2 separate regions of the Mus musculus genome follow, and region 1 is linked to region 2. A link is a loop called in an ENCODE intact Hi-C map of the cell type or tissue named here. Cell type or tissue: left cerebral cortex. All regions are shown on one strand.

Region 1 (8,000 bases), 74 kb before region 2:
AAGTTTAGTATCAGAGGCTACGGTGGCTCCTAAACAGCAACGACTTGGAACACCAACCTCCTAGAAACCCAGAAGTGACTGCAGAATTCATTTCGGCTGTTGACCTTTACAGTTCTGCATTTCTTTTCTCTATGCTTTCAGTTTTCGTCAATGCTTTTTCCTCTTTGATGACGGATTTTCCTGCTTGTTACTTGTTAACAGGCATGAAAAAGACTTCTCAGAGTCTTCCCTCCTGACCCTTTGCAGTAGCTCCCAGAAGTTCTTATACTTTCCCCGAGCACAAGGAATGTGGGACACTTACCCCGACGCAGAGTGTGCGGGCTGGGACCGGCTGCACTGTGAGGTGTGCTTACTGAGAGCTGATGGGAGTTGCCACCTGTCTGAGCCTGGTTTGGGACCGTGGTCATCTGGTTGCTGTTCCTTCCTGCTGCAGGGACAGCTGCAGACACGGAGTCTTTGGGTTTTGGAGGACTGAGAAGGGTAAACGTGAAGTTACAAGTCAGAGGTCAGGCATTCCCTGGTAGAAGCTAAGCACATAAAATCTAGCTCATCCTTGTAGGGGGGTTGGGAATGTGAAGTTCCAGGACTTCTTACAGATACCAAAAGTCAAGGCTGTGGCAGCCCTGTATACAAAATGGCATTAGAACCTAACTGTCAACACCTTCCTGAGCCACCTCTCATAACAACCAAGACAGTGGAGAAGCTACCGGAATGCCGGGTATGCTGTACCGTCTGGAGAATGGCAGACAAAACAAAACAGTGTCTAACACAATGGGGTTTTGTTTTTAAGATCTGTGTGTGTGCTACATGTGTGCAGGTATGCACAGACGTTAGAGGAGGACTAGAGTTACAGGTGGATGCAAGCCTGTGGGTGCTGGGAATTGAAGTCTGGTCCTCTGGAAGAGCATCGGGTATTTTAAGCACTGAGCCATCTCTCCAGCCCTACAGAGAGAGTTTGAGAAATCATCGGAACCCAGAGAGATGAAGATTATCTGACATTTTAAAGAGCTCGGATTGGGCAGATAAGTAGATCTTACTCAGAGACTAGGCATTGAGATTCCCTGTAACAGACTAAGTTTCAGCTCCTTTGCCACAGAGATTAAGGCCAAGCATCTCAGAGCATCCACAGTAAGCCTCATGTTCTGTTTTGCATGTCCTTAAATTGGGTGTTATTTTAAGCAAATGAGGCTTGGGGACTTTTTCCTAGCTGTTGTACAAAAGTAACAAACATAAAGCAACTCTGCCATCAGTTACCTGGACTGAGGAGCTCTGAGGAGCTGCCCGATGACAGCCTAAAGCTGACAGCCAATTCAGGCCTCCTACTTCCCGGCTCACAGCTTTCTATACCAAAGATCACATTTTGTCAAGGTCACCAAAGGGCAGATGCCATTGAAGTGTGCACAAAGATATTTCAAGTATAGAAACTAGAAGGCAGACTGATGGCTGACACACACTCCTCTTTCTGCAGACGGCTGACTACTTCCTTAAATATTCAGCTTTGGTTAAACAAACTGCATGTCATAAGGAAATTGGCTTATCACTTGGACAAACAAAAACCATTTACTCTAAAACCAAGGCCCGCATGTCGGAGTGGTCACTGACAGCATGGTACCTCCAGCACATTCCTAAAGCACAGCCAAGACTTCTTGACTGAAAGATGGACTTCCCTAGATTACAGGACTCATGGATGAACATAAGCACTGAGTCCAGCTACGGCGATAAAACAAGAGTCCTGTGCTCTCTCTGACGTCTACTGACATACCTTGCAAGTGCTCCGACCTGAGCTACATCCTCAGCCCTATGCTTTAGTTTTTACTTTGAGACAAGGTCTCACTGTTACCCAGACTGGCCTTGAACTTGTAATTATTCTTCCTTCCAAGTAACTGGGATTATGGGCTAACCACCAAAAAGATGCAATCAGAGTTCCGCAAGGAAACCCATCTGTGTGATAAACCACACATGGTAAACAGGCTTTGCTTTGTGCACATGTACTGCACACATATGCACATTTGTGCATTTGTGACCATGGGGCACTGTGTGGCTGTCCAAAGACAAGGACTAAAACAATGACAACTGAAACATCAGCACTTGGGCAGGGCTCATCTCCTGTAGAGCCACCAGATCTGAAGCAGAGATCAGTCCTGCAGTGGCCTCTGCTTGATCAGTGGAGAACTGGGTGGTACAGAGCAGAAATCTCCAGCCTGAAGGCCTCGTAAGGTAATCCCTGTGAAGCCCAGCTCCCAGCATCGTGTCAAAGTTCAAGCAAATGAACAAGCCTTTTCAGAACACATGCCACCTTACTTTCTTTCTTGGACCCGTGTGCCTAAGGGGTGGAGGGACCCTTAGTCACCCAGTGTGCTGGCAGCCTGGTGCAACAGCAGCTATTTGGCAACTCTGTGCAACTGAATGTAATTATTAAATGAGCAAACGGATGACAAATGGCAAGAATCCTGTGACTCAGCTAGCGCCCAGGCAAAGGGTACGTGAACACTGAGAGCTACACACTGAACAGGTAGAGGCCGAGCACACCATTAGACACCTGTTAGTCTCTACTTTCCAGCACCAAAGCACACCAACATGTGCTGCTAAGCAAACAAGCAATTTGCAATCTCTCTCCCCCACTAACCAAAGGAGTGAAAGCAACTTTGGTTTGCTCTCTGCCGCCACGCCAAAGATGGCCACTTGGAAGTAGGCAGGGGCATCCAGCCTTGTCTGCCAGCAGAAGTGGGCTCCTTACCTGCTGTCACCTGGGCTCAGCCCCTGCTCCAATATGCCCGTAGAAGAGAAGACAGGCCCACCCCCTGAGCTGCTGTCAGCCCTAGAGCTCTGAGAAGGGGGCTCTGGGCCTGCTGGAGCCAAGGCGTTGCCATCCGTGGGCGGGAGTGGCGGCTGGAAAGCGGGGGCTATGTGCTTTCTATTTAGAGTGCCACCCCGCCGGTGGGCCTGGAAGTCCATTAGCTTCACACCAAAGCTACACAGAGAGAAGAAACAGTCAACACACCACACATGCCGACTAGAGAGACAGAAGCCCGCAGGTTCTCACTGTTAAAACCACTGAAGGGACGCCGCCCACGTTGCCCAGCATGCAGGTAAGTGGCAAGACATGTCAGCGGTCATCCCAGTTACCAAAGCAAGCACCTGGTTCTGGCTTTGAACCCTAGCAAAGCCAACCTCACACACTGATCAACAGATGCCCCTGAGCAGGTGGTGTGTGCAGCTGAGAGCAAGCAGGCAGCCTCATGTCGAGTGACACAGTTCTGTGCCGATCGATCGATCGAGTTCCCATCTCACATGTGAGGAGGTGGAAGCCACATCCATAAGCACACCAGTGGCTGTGCAAGGCCACACCACTGCCCCTGAGCTTGCAGGAGACACAGACGCAACTGTGTGTATGTGTGCATTTGGCTGAAAGCTATGGATAGCTGGAAAAAACAGTTGGTTTCTGGTAGGATGGCGTCTGGAGGATGGGGCAGAAGGAACACACTCTTCATTCAGAGCATTAGGGTCTGCATTGCCAAACCTAATTTTCTTTTTTTTTTTTTTTAAGATTTATTTATTATTATATGTAAGTACACTGTAGCTGTCTTCAGACACAAAAGAGGGTGTCAGATCTCATTATGGATGGTTGTGAGCCACCATGTGGTTGCTGGGATTTGAACTTAGGATCTTCAGGAGAGCAGTCAGTGCTCTTAACCGCTGAGCCACCTCTCCAGCCCCCTAATTTTCTTTTCTTAAGTTTGGAACATTGAGAGCCTGGACCCCATTAACTGATGTTTTCTGGAGAATAAGCAGAGCAGACAGCTAAGAATGGTGTGTCATGGGCTAATGAGACTAATAACACCTCATGTAACTTAAATTCAGAAGAGTAACTGCTCTAATAGGCCACCAGGGGACGATGGCAAGGACTGAGTGAGGTTCAGGTCACAGTAGTCAATTACAAAGGATGACGGTGAATCTCAGGGAAAGCCTCTATGGAAGCGAAGCTTTCTCTGAACAAGAGAAGCCCACGGTGAGCAGTCTGCCAGGGTATGAGGGCAGCGAGCTGCTTCACACGGCTTCATCTTACTTGGAGAAACTGTCACTTGCTAGCATTTTCCTCACTTAAGGGCTACGTTGCCCGATGAAGGCAGGAATCATAGTCTTAATTAGAACTGAACATCTCATAAAGTGCCCATAGACAATAGGATGGAAATATACTGCCTCGAAGTTTAAAACATACATTTTCTCCCATCCAGGACTGTCAAATTCTGGGGCTTCTCTCAGCAGTTAGCAAATATATCAAGGCCAAAAATATGTTTCTCCACAGCTCACTGGGAAATGTGGTTGTCTTCATATGATTCTCAGCCAAAAATCCACACGTTAACTATGTTTCCTTAACACTCAAGACACATGTAAGTGGATTTAGTGTGTGTGACAGCACTCTTTTTACCGTGGGCACAAATAGGCCATCAAGTAAAGGCTGGTGCACAAGGTGCAGATGTTAACAGACAGGCTACGCCCCCTACTTTGTGCACAGATTAATGCCTGTAGAGTTGGACAATGTGGTTCTTGAATTATCTAGACTCTGTAGGTCACGGTCACAAAGGAGGCCATTAAGCCAGTACCAGATGCATGGTTGAGTGTCCTCCTACATGACACCTATTATTTCTGTGGAAGTGACCAGCTCTGCACGTACCTCTCCTTCTTCACCAAGTCCCCTTCCATCACTGCCATGCTGGCAGGTCGCTTCCTCTCCAGAGTCCCCGAGTCAGAGTCATTTCCAGTATGGGATGAGTGATTAGAATTCGGGGTAGCAAGTGGCACAAATGCTTCTGATACATTGAATTCTACCTCTGTCAGAAGAGAAACAAATGTGAGACTTGGCACGGGGGGGGGGGGGGGGGTCTCCAATGCCCCAGTGGGAGGAGAGCCTCGGTAGTCCACAGGAGGAGCTCAAGGACAATAGATCTCTCTCCTACCCATTTTTGCTAAGCAGCAGCAATGATTGATTCGAGGACAGGAAGACAGAAAAGAACTGAGCCCAGCCCTGCATCAGGCATCAGGAGCTCACACTGCAGTGCACGAGGCAGCTGGGCTGTACTGAGAAAAGCAGGGGCAACACCTGGGGACACAACATCCATACAACCAGCTCCTGAGGAGGAGGCCATGGGAACCTCTGTGGATCCCATGATCACAACAAGAGAAACTGGAAAATTCACTAGCTACAGAATAAAACCCTAATCCTCTGACCTTCACAAACCAGCTCCAACCAGCCCTAGCCTTGCCTGCTTTATTTTCTACTTTTGATAGTCCAAACAACTGTCTACGCTCACCACAAAACCTGTGCTAAGTGAAGGGCCCCTGTGCTGGCAGCATCACTCCTAAAAAGCAGACCTTGGCTCTCTTTTCTCAGCAACTAAGCTTGTCAAATCTTTCTCTATCCAACATTCTAATCTGCCACTTGATAATTTTATAACTGATCTGTTTATATGGTTGCCTTTTCGGGGAATCCAAGTTCCTTCAGAGCAGACAGTATACAACCATAGCCACTAGCCGGAATTCAATACATACTATGCAAGCATATTTTAGTGAAACTAAGGGAATCGGAAAATAATATAATTATCACCATATCAAAATATGAATGTACATGAACGAAATCTGAAGTGAAGTGTGAGGAAGAAAAACCAATTACATAACCAGCAACATGTTTTCTTCCTTTAAAAAATGTGGTGTACTACTGTGGCACAGCTTCAGCATCCGTAAGCCTGGACCCATGAGTACCTCCAGGGAAGAACCAATCTGCATGCTGGATGATGGGCTCAATCACTGCAACCACGTGGACCGATGTGGCAGCCGCTATTTCAGCCAGCGTTCTGCAAGAAGTTCACACAATTAAAATGCTTCACCTTGGCAGCCTCACATCTCTGCAAGCTGTCAGGGCATCTCGATAATTGCTAATGGATAAAATATTTACAACAGATACAAAAAGATCACCCACAAGGCCCTATCCTATGAGTTTGCCAGTAACAGCCCAAGAGGAAGAATTACCCAGTATTATCAATCCTTCCGCAGCAGAGTGGAACTGCCTGAGGTGGCCTGGTGTGGGCTGAGGGGATGCAGCATACAGGCTGAGTGAGACTAGAGTGGGAGCTTTATCTATGTGGCTTTGGGGGACGCCCTCTTCTAATGCAGCTGGCTACAGAGGGAGTGGTCACAGCCCTATAATCACTCCCCATCCCCAAGTTTCTAAAAGGAAACCAAATAATTTATTGGTTCCCCACTGAACTTTGGCAGAATCATGCCTCAGGTTTTGGTTGGGACCTTGGAAGAAGGGACAGATGCTGCTTCACATCTGTGGGAAGGAATTTTACTGGTGGTGCCTCTAAAGACCTTTAAAGGTCTCTGGCCCTTTCCTCTCTGGCTCTCTGATTTAACACTTCTGCCACCTGCTCCTGCTGCCATGAGAGTCTCCCTTGTCAGATGCTCACAGCCACTCAGCCAGATGACACCCGAGGCTTACATAAACACTTCCTACTTTTAAGCTGTTCTCTCATGTACCTGTCACATCATGAAGTCTGGGGCACAAGGGACGTGATTTAGAAATCACTGGATTCCTAGGAGCCTTCACATTCAGCTCTGATGGCCTCAAACCAATGTCCCTGGTCCTAGTGTCACTGTGCCTCAGCAGACCGTCTAGCTCCTTCACATTCCAGCATGACACAAGCTTTCCTGGCAAAGTGCCCTTCTGCCCTTCCACATGTGAGGATTCGGATCAGCTCCCATGCTCACTTAAAAAAACACACTGCTGGTGATTCAGAAAGCTTTCTTTTGGGTATCTCACAGACTTTTGGAGCATCTTCTTCCTAGCTTTGATCTATGGTGCTTCCTGACAAATTTCTGGGCATTATAAAAAGCTGTGTCTACTACTGTTAAATATTCTGATTTTTAATCAGCTAATCCATACTGATTTTTGAATTTTGTCTGTTTCCTTTGAAGACTCTTCTTGTCCCCACAACTAAAAACTCGCATTACTTTCTATGTGGGTATTTTTGGTCAGGGTTTATTTGCTATATGATCTATGCACTTAGCCCATCTTCCTACTTAACTGTAACTTTGCTTTATGACATTGTATGCTTGCAACTATTTTCTGAAACAAAACTGGGCATACACAAGCAACTGAATGACTGATTCGTTAAAGCTGATCAGCAGCAATGACGGAGTGACAGGTGAGGATATGGACTTTGTGGCCTGCGCTTATAACCCACCACTGGCCTGCCACGCAGCCCTGGGCAAATTGCTGGTTCTTCTCAGACTCAGCTCCCTCAGATGAGCACTTGCTGCGCAGCTGACCCCTTGTGTCTACCTCTGCAACTTAACCCACACGGTTCAATGCCAGCACAGGCCTCCTAAAGGCAGCAGTGCGAAGCCATTCTGCTTAGGACAGTATTAGTGACTTTCACACTGTTATGGCAAACTGACTCAAGGAAGCAAAGATTCGTTTGGGCTCATGGTTTCTACCATACAGGTGAAAGGACTGTCACAGCAGCAGGATACTTTTGTGAAGGATTTTCTTATGGAGGTAAAGCAGGGGCCAGGCATCACCTTCAAAGACAACCCCTAAAAACCTGCCTCCAAAGCAGGCCCCACTTCTCAATAGCTCAACCCCACAAAACAAGACCATGACCTGGGAAACAGATGTTTGAAACATGGTCGTTCGTATGAGAGGCATTTTATATTAATAATGGAACAGGAGCCTTGATGATTCCCATAGGACCCAGGAGAGTAAGTTCCAAACAAGTTAGCCATATATACAAGGACCTTCACAGCCTACCTCTGTCTGTCAAGGCATCTTCCAGTTGTCCAGGGCCATGCATACTGTCCTCAAAGGGCAGAATCTAAGCTGTGCCTCACTAGGGTGACTTCTCTGGTTTCAGTGCCAAGGGCAGGAAACTCTTCATTCACGAAAGTTAGCAAGTGTTACTCCCAGAGGAGGGCGCTCCACAGCCCCCTCTTACCTACAC
Region 2 (8,000 bases):
GTGCTTGCTTGAGTTAAATATCAGCTAATGTTCCCTTAAATTTACATTTTAGGCACTCCAGAGGTTGGGACCCATTATTAGAACATGGCCCTTCAGGTTCTCTGTGGTCCTTCCCTGGACCTTGACTTGCCAAATGAAAGCACTCAGAACAACTCCTGAGACTCTCAGGGCAGACTCTCTGCCAGGGATGTACTCCTGACCCACAGCAGCTCCTAACTTCACACTCCTTATCCTCCTGTCCAGTCTCCTCTATCCAGACAACACTTGCCCACCATCACCCCTGACTCCCTGCTGCACCATCTGCCCTCTCTAGATTATCTGAAGCCAAGAGTGAGAGAATGCTTCTCCTTTTCCACAACCAGACTGCAAAAGCTCAGCAGGGCTTTTCTTGCTTAACTGATCGGTGTCTGCCCATTCTCCTTCTGCTGGTAATAGTGCCCCAGTTTACCGTAGGGAACCAGCACTCCTCCACTCTCTATTTGGGTGGGGTTGAGTCCATTTCATTTCCCATGAAAGGCATGTGACCCAGAAACAAGAGCCAATCCGGGGACTTTGGCCACAGTCACACAGTATTCTTTTCCTCTGAGACTTGCGCTGAGGATAATGGAAATCTGTGAACACGGTTTGTCTAAAGAGTGAACCATCCAGAATGCCCTCAGATCCAGCACTGGGAAGGCTGGGGCAGGAGGACTGGGAATTCTGGGCCATACAGTGAGATTGTCTCAAACAAAAGCCGTCCTATGCCTAGACTCCTGCTCACAGGCCAACGAATTCTTTTCTGCTCGGGTACCTTGAATTATGTTTTTTTTCTTCACCAGAAGAGACCTAATTGGTATCAGCAAGTCTGAAAGAAGTTGGAGAGGGCAAGAGAGCACAGGCCCTGCTCACACCTCCCAAGAGCAGCTGTTCTGAGCGTCTCCGTGCAGTGGCAGGCAGGCTCTCCTCCGTGCACTGCCATCCTTCTGCAAGTGCTTATTTTATGTGTATAATGACTTGGGGTTTGCCCATCTCCTCCATGTATCTACTGGGAAGCTCCAGGGCAGAGATCTCGTTTGTATTCTTGGTCTTTGATTCTTTAATATCGCACAGTGGTGTACAGTGTAGCCTCACTCAGTGCTCACTGAATATGAGACTCAACAAAGAGCAGGTGACAAAAACATCCACCCCACTACATTGCCCACACTGTGAGACCACCCCATAAGCCTTGCCCACAGACTCATCCATCCACCCTCTGCACACAAAGTGCATCATGTTAGCTCATCCTTTCTAGGCATTACTAATCCTCAACCATGCCAGGCCCATGAAACTTCTCGGGGGAATTACTCACGAGCATTCCATCCTAGCGAAATTCCTCACGGCAAGATAGCACCTAGAACTCCACAAACTGATAACTGTAGTCGATTACACAGATAAACTCCTCCTCTATCCAGATCACAGCTGGGAGAAATCTGTGCTAGAAAAGCATTCTTCTTTGCCCAAAGACACCCACGATCTGCTTCTGATGGGAGTGTACCAACCATCTGGCTCACTGAATAATAATTCTCAGTTCTAGCCTCCATTTTTCTTCCTACCCCCTTAGGGTTACTTAAATAGGGAAAACTTGAGCTCGTGTGCGCGCGCACACACACATACACACGGGGGGGGGGGGGGGAGTTATCTAGGAAATCAACGACAAGAGAGCAACAGATTTTCAACCCAGTAAAAACAGATGTTCTGACTTTAGTCTCATGGCTACCACACCCTTACAGCTCTGTAATAGCTGCAGCTTCCCCTGGCATCCAGCAATAAAGACTTTCAAACAGAGTCAAAGGTCAGGGCCAGAATTACTGTCCCAGTATGAATCACTACCACTCCATCCTGTTCATATTTTCCCAAACTTAATTCCGCAGCACCAGGCAATGCAGGACAAGCTGGAGTCCCAGAATTGACAATTTTGACAGGTCATCTGTCCTGGGATGGGAGTCACACACAGACCCTGGGAATCCAAGACTCATAGGAAAGACTCTCCCGGTGCTCAAATAGCCAACACGAGCAGGTAAAGAGGACGTTTGAAGATAGAAAGCAGGTAGCGCATGGCCTCAAGACGGTGCCCATCCAAGACATCAAGGATCTTCTAAGGACATGGAGACTGAGAGAAGTGAAGAGCATGAAAGGTTATCTATCGGCCAGGTGTGGTAAGAGAGGCTTATGGGAATTCCAGGAAGAGGTTAACATATAAGAAACATAGGCCTCCTGTGGGAACTGAAAGTGGGCAAGTCTGGCCAGAATGTAAAACTAGGAAGAGAGACTAAGGAGAAGCAGGGGCCCACAAAACCCTAACCAGCTTTCAAGGCAGAAAGCTCTCAAGACTTTGCATAAAACCAGCAACTTTCCCTTGTCCCACACAGGACGAAACCTAATCAATAACAAATCTAACAAAGGCATTGTGGCAGCCACTAAGTTTTGATTCTGCCATGCATATCTGCAAGGAGTACAAGACTCACAAGAAAATTATCACTTCTCATCATATTTCTTGTTCATGCCATTAGGATTACTCGCCTTGACCCTAGTCTTTCTCTAACTCTACACGCAACAAAAAACTAGGCATGTGTGGGTTTAAGGGGCAGGGACTGAGTCTGGATAGAGGATACCAAGATTACATGATGGAGGGATTTTTCTTCCCTTCTATTTTTCTTTTTAGAAATTCAATAACAAAACTTAGCAAAAGGTTGGGGGAAATGAAACATTGTAAAAAGCAAATTTAGAAAACCCAAGAGGAAGTAAAAGTATTTTCGTACACATAAAAAAAGAAGTGTCTCACGTGCTTCAACCAAACCAAACTGTCCTTAACTGCTAAGGGAGGAGGGTAACAGCAAGAGCTGTGAAAAACCCATCTATCTTCGTGCAGAATAACCAGCAAATTGGTTCGGCAAAGCTATCCGCCCTGCAAGACCTTGAAATATTTGTTCCAGATAGCACAGCACATGACAACAGCCTCCTGAAAGCTCTAAAAACCGCAAATCGTTCCTGTTCTACAGCCTACTCATCTACTGTCCCTCCTGTATTCTTTCATTAAAAAAAAAAAAAATCAGTTTCTTGTCAAGCACTCACTCAGTGTCAGAAAATACCACATCCAAGGTGAGATGAGAAAAGGCATCCTTTTCGCTTTCCAAACCTCTAGACCTCAAGAACTCACAGCAAACTCCCAAAAGCCTGGATTTTGAGACTGCAGTTCTCGATTCCTTCACAGAGGGGAGGGGGGCTGAACTTAACTGGGCAAGCCACAGTAGCCTAACACCCCTTAGGTTCCCAGTGACCAGCAAGCTCTTCTAGGAGGAAGGCTGCAACAGCGGATCAGCGGGGAGAGCCTGAGAACACCGGCCCCAAAGCTGCGCGCCTGGCACTGCGAGAGGCACACAAGTTTACGGAGTTTTCGCACCAGGCGGCGAGCTCCGGCTGGCGGGGACAGGGAGGAGTAAAGACCCTCGTGAGTCTCCCGAGGACGATGCTCCTCCGGCCAGGACAATGGGCAGCGCCCAAGCCGTAGCTAGGCGCAGACCCCCGCCCCGCGGGGCCCAAGGCCGGGCCGCGCCCGGCTCTCCCCGCTCCCCGGCTCCTCGCGCGCAGGACCGGCCCGCCCCCCGCGCGCCCCCCGCCGGCGCGACCCGCGCACTCGCCTGCCGACAGTCTGATTGGCCAGCTGCTTCATGCGGTTGAATTGCTTCTTCATGGCGGCGGCGGCGGTGGCGGCGCGGCAGGCGGGCGGAGGAGAACTGGGGACCGTCTGGCGGGTCCTACCTACATCGCTTCCCGGCCCCGGAGGCGGTGACGGAGGCTACAATTCGGCCCCGCCCCTCGCCGCGTCACTTCCAGCGTCGCCGCCCGCCCCTACCACGAGTTGGGCCGAGCCTAGCCGAAAGAGGCCGAAACCAGAGAGGTGGAACAGGTGCGGACGGACCCAACATGGGCGGAGTTAAGTGGTTCAGGGCGGGGACCAATGAGGCCGCGCCGAGGTGGGTAGAGCCGAGCCGAACAGGGTCGAAACTAGATAGGTGGAGCCGAGCTTGGTCCGGCCGAAACCGGAGAAGTCAGGCGTAGCTGGACGGAGCAGAGCTGGGCGAACTTGAGTGGAGCCGAACCAATCGGTGAGCGGAGAGGAATGGAGTTGAGCCAATCGGAGACGGACGAGAGTGGCTCTGCTAAGAAGAGCGGAGACTACCCCAGCCCGGCACCTGGACACAGCGGTTCTGAATTAGAGCTGGGCAGGATGGGCCGAGCAGAGCCAAACTTAGCTACCTACTCTAGTGGTGACAACTAGAACGCAAGTGAGCCTCGCAGATCCTGGTCCGGTCCGGCAAGGCGGAACACAGGGATGGGGTCTTGTCCAGTCGGACCCGGAGTCAGGCCAGCCCGGGAAGGGGTTTGGGGGGAGAAGAGTCCGGCCAAGCCGAGCGGAATAGTAGTCCTAGACGAGTGATGCCCGGTCAAGTGAAGGCGAACTGAAACGAGCTGAGGTTAAGCTGAGCGAGTGGACCTAACCTATAGCGGCGGGTCAGACCAGGGTTTATCCTAACCTAGCAGGAGTGAGCTGAAGCAGATCTATAGGGTGAACCAGCTCCGCGCCCTCAGTACTTGAACTGGTCCATGGGAAAGGCCAAAAGAGTAGGGTCAATCAGATGAGGACCCCCAGACTCCCCAGCCAAAGGAGACTGGCCTTCCCTAGGCCCCTGCACTGATGGGCCTCTGAGTCCCCGCTGCCATAAATGACCGCGAGGTTCTGATTCCCAGCCCTACAGTAACAGGCTGGGGAACTTGGTGGGATCATTTCGCATTGCTGAGCCCTTTCGTCCAACTGAGCCAAGTTAGTTTTATGACCCGCAGCCATGTCCTCCTGACTTGGCAGCCTTGGCTCCACACAACATTCCCTGTGCCCCGTGGGCTAAGGCATCCTTTACAGGCTGTGCGATGGTTTAAAGTGTCAACGTGACAGAATCTAGAATCACCTTGGAAACAAATCTCTGTGTGTGTCTGTGAAGAAGTTTCTACATCAGGTTAATTGACGTGGGAAGATCCACTCTAAATGTGGGCCACAGCATTCCATCATCTGTGGCCCCAGACCGCAGAAAACTAGCTGAGTTAGGAGCTTTCGTCTCCTTCTGCTTTCTGAACGTGGAGGCAGTGTGGTCTTCCTGCGAGCTGCCTCAAAAAACTGTCTATTGCAGTGCCTTCCCCATCATGGTAAACATCCCTTCCTAGAACTGGAAGCTGGTTTAAATCCTTCCTCCCTCACATTGCTTCTTGTCCTGCATTTTCTTAAAACAGAGAGCAAAATAACTAATGCAGGATGCATCTTGAGCTCAAAGAACAAGAAAATTAAAAATCTGTAGCGATTACAACACAAGTGTGGACCCTCAAGTCAGGCAGCAAACTGCAAGTCACCAACATTAATTACAACAGGAAGTGTTGAAATAAGGCTTTGTTTTGGTTTGGGTTTTTGTTTTGTTTTGTTTTGTTTTGTTTTTGAGGAGTCTCATAGCTGAGAATGGCCTTAAATTACTGATCCTCCTGCCTCCACCGGCCAAATGCTAGAATTACAGGCTTGTGGCACCCCGTCCAACAAGATTTATTAAAGCAAGACAGACAGGACTTCAAGACCATTTGCCAAACCTGAGTCAGCCATTGAGTCACTACATTCAGATGCTACCATGAAACTAGACAGTGGCGACATAGGCCTGAAAACCCAGCTACTCAGGAGGCTGACACAGAAGGATCACAAATTCCAGGTCAGCCTGGGCTACAGAAAGCAGTAAAAGAACAATGCAGAACAGATGTTGTCATCCTATCAGGGAACACTGTACAGACTTCATTCAGTTCCTGTACCAGTCATGCGCTAGCTTACCAAGTGGATGGCGTGGATTTTAATGTCAATTCGGTCACAACATGGACAAGTCAAAGTTTTAAGACGTGAGTGTGGAGCTGATCCTTATGGAGTGTTGCTCAGACTTGCCGGGTAGAAGGAAGAGCTAGTAGGTGGAAAGTGGCGTCTACCACCATAAAGAACTTAAACAGGACAGAAGCCAGGGAACTGTCAACCATCAAGTTCAATTGTCAACCACTGGCATCCAGAAAACCTCAGTGACACTGAACCAAAGACAGAAGAGTTAGAAATCATGTTTCAGCCAAGTGGCTCAGGAATTAAAGTCACCAATCTCTAAACCTCAGACCATGCTAAACACCAGTCTAGAGCGCAAGATGGGTTCTAGCTGCCAAACTTCACAAACTGACTTCCATCCCTGGGACTCGCATGGTAGAAGCAGAGACCTGACTGCAGCAAGTTATTCTCTAACCTACTCTCATCACACACATCCACACCCACCACATACATACACACACACACACACACACACTTAATTTTTTAAAACTGGCCTACCTACAAACAAAAAGAAGAGTCAAGCCCCAAAATTGAAGAACTTGAAGATGCAGTTAAAGATTTAAGTAAATTATTCCCTATAGAAAGTAACATAGAGTTTGACATAGGAAGAATGTGTCTCTGTTTCCATTCAAAAGAAACAAAGTCTTAGATGTAGACCTTTGAAAGTACAGGCTTGTGCAGTAGACCAAAGTGATTCCGTGGAAGAAGAAGGGAAATCTGAAAAGCCTAAGGGAAGTTCAGAGTTTCCAAAGGAATTCAATGCATACACCAAAGAAAACAAGAACACTTATAGCATAGGATGAGAAAAGATTCCTCGAATCCACAGATGAACTTCCTGGAAAAGATGGAACACCTTGGGGAACAACAGAGCAGGGTAAGCCTGTGGCTAACCCTAAAATGCTACATGTTGTCACAGAACTATGTGTCAACATAGTGTGTCTAACGTGTCAAACCACTGAGTCTCAGCCACATGTTAGAAAGACCTGCTTAAGGAGAAAGAGCAACATCAGTGAAAACTCCTGAACCTAAAAAGCAGTGTAAGATGTCCCTGCTTCAGTTTTTAAGAGACGGGCAGGGGTTAATTTAAAAAACCAACACAGGCAAACAACTACCTTCCCTATTCCCAATTCTTTTCAGGGAAAATTCAAGAAGCAGCTCAGTTGGTAGAGTGCTTGCCAAGTATCCCTGGGGCTCTGGGCTCAATCCTCAGCACTGTACAAATTGGCTATAGTAATACAGATCCAACAATTGGAAGGTAGAAAGAGAAGGGTTGTGAATTCAGAGTTACTCTTGGCTATATACAGAATTAGAAAGCAGCCTGAACTATATGAGACCCTTTCTCAAAAAAAAAAAATTCACAAAACAAAGTAGAACAGATCAAAATTCAGCTACATAAAAAAAAAGACAAGACTCAAACACATTCTGATGTTTTTCAAGTAGAAAATGTCCAGTATCTGGATATAGAAACTAACGTAAAAGGAAGAAAAGAACAATCATTTGATTGTTCAAGTAGGACACTCCACTTGCAAATGAAGAGAATGTGTCTCTGATTGAGCACAGCCTGAGCAGCAAGAACTTAGCTCATCAGACACCAAACAGGAGCAGGAACTTCCCAGGCTCTAAAACTGTGAGCAACAAACTTGCCATTTAAGAACCACCAAGTGCAGTGATTGTAGTAGAATGAGGAGGCCATGTTCCAGCTCCTGCAAGCAGGAGAACTCAGCAGCTTCAGTCCTGAGTCTCTTACTTGATTGTCCAGAGGAGGAGACTACTGGAACAATTGATGCTGGTTAGCTGAAGCTAAGAAATTAGTGGTGACAAAGAAGAGACCAACATCACTGAGGTGAAATCTTCTGGGTAGTGTTTTCTGAGAGCACAAAGGAGCTGTATTCCAGAGATAGCCAACCAAGGTTGTACCTTATGCTGCAGCTGGACTTGGTAATGTGTAAGAATCACTCAGGTGGCACTGGTTTCGAAAGCATGAAGGGGTTATGAAGAACAGCTGAGGCTCGGCACTGTGAGAGGCTATGGAAGGCCATTGGTGAAAGTGCAGCTTCAGTTGCAGCTTATGGCCCTGGATTGAAGGGGT

Evidence for each region. Peaks named below come from ENCODE experiments on the same cell type or tissue, not always from the same donor. Only the 100,000 strongest peaks of a DNase experiment are listed, where the experiment ranks them.
Region 1: it touches region 2 in a loop (2.1-fold over the local background); 3 of 42 quality-filtered maps call a loop at or near these places.

Annotation. Positions count from the first base shown.
Region 1 is chr7:123,291,735-123,299,734 of GRCm38, forward strand. Arhgap17 (Rho GTPase activating protein 17) reads right to left here. Exons shown (of 20, transcript NM_144529.2): 15 at 5,761-5,852; 16 at 4,676-4,832; 17 at 2,738-2,971; 18 at 302-471. Among named protein-coding and RNA genes, the nearest start is that of Arhgap17, 74 kb to the right of the region's middle. In left cerebral cortex, a CTCF peak has its summit at 3,880 (motif pointing right); DNase peaks (open chromatin) are centred at 2,963, 5,823 and 6,636.
Region 2 is chr7:123,366,098-123,374,097 of GRCm38, forward strand. It overlaps Arhgap17 (Rho GTPase activating protein 17), which reads right to left and starts at 3,818. Exons shown (of 20, transcript NM_144529.2): 1 at 3,657-3,818. The coding sequence starts at 3,709. In left cerebral cortex, CTCF peaks have their summits at 4,278 and 5,558; DNase peaks (open chromatin) are centred at 224, 478, 1,449, 2,220 and 4 more places; H3K4me3 peaks cover 3,035 bases; H3K27ac peaks cover 4,235 bases.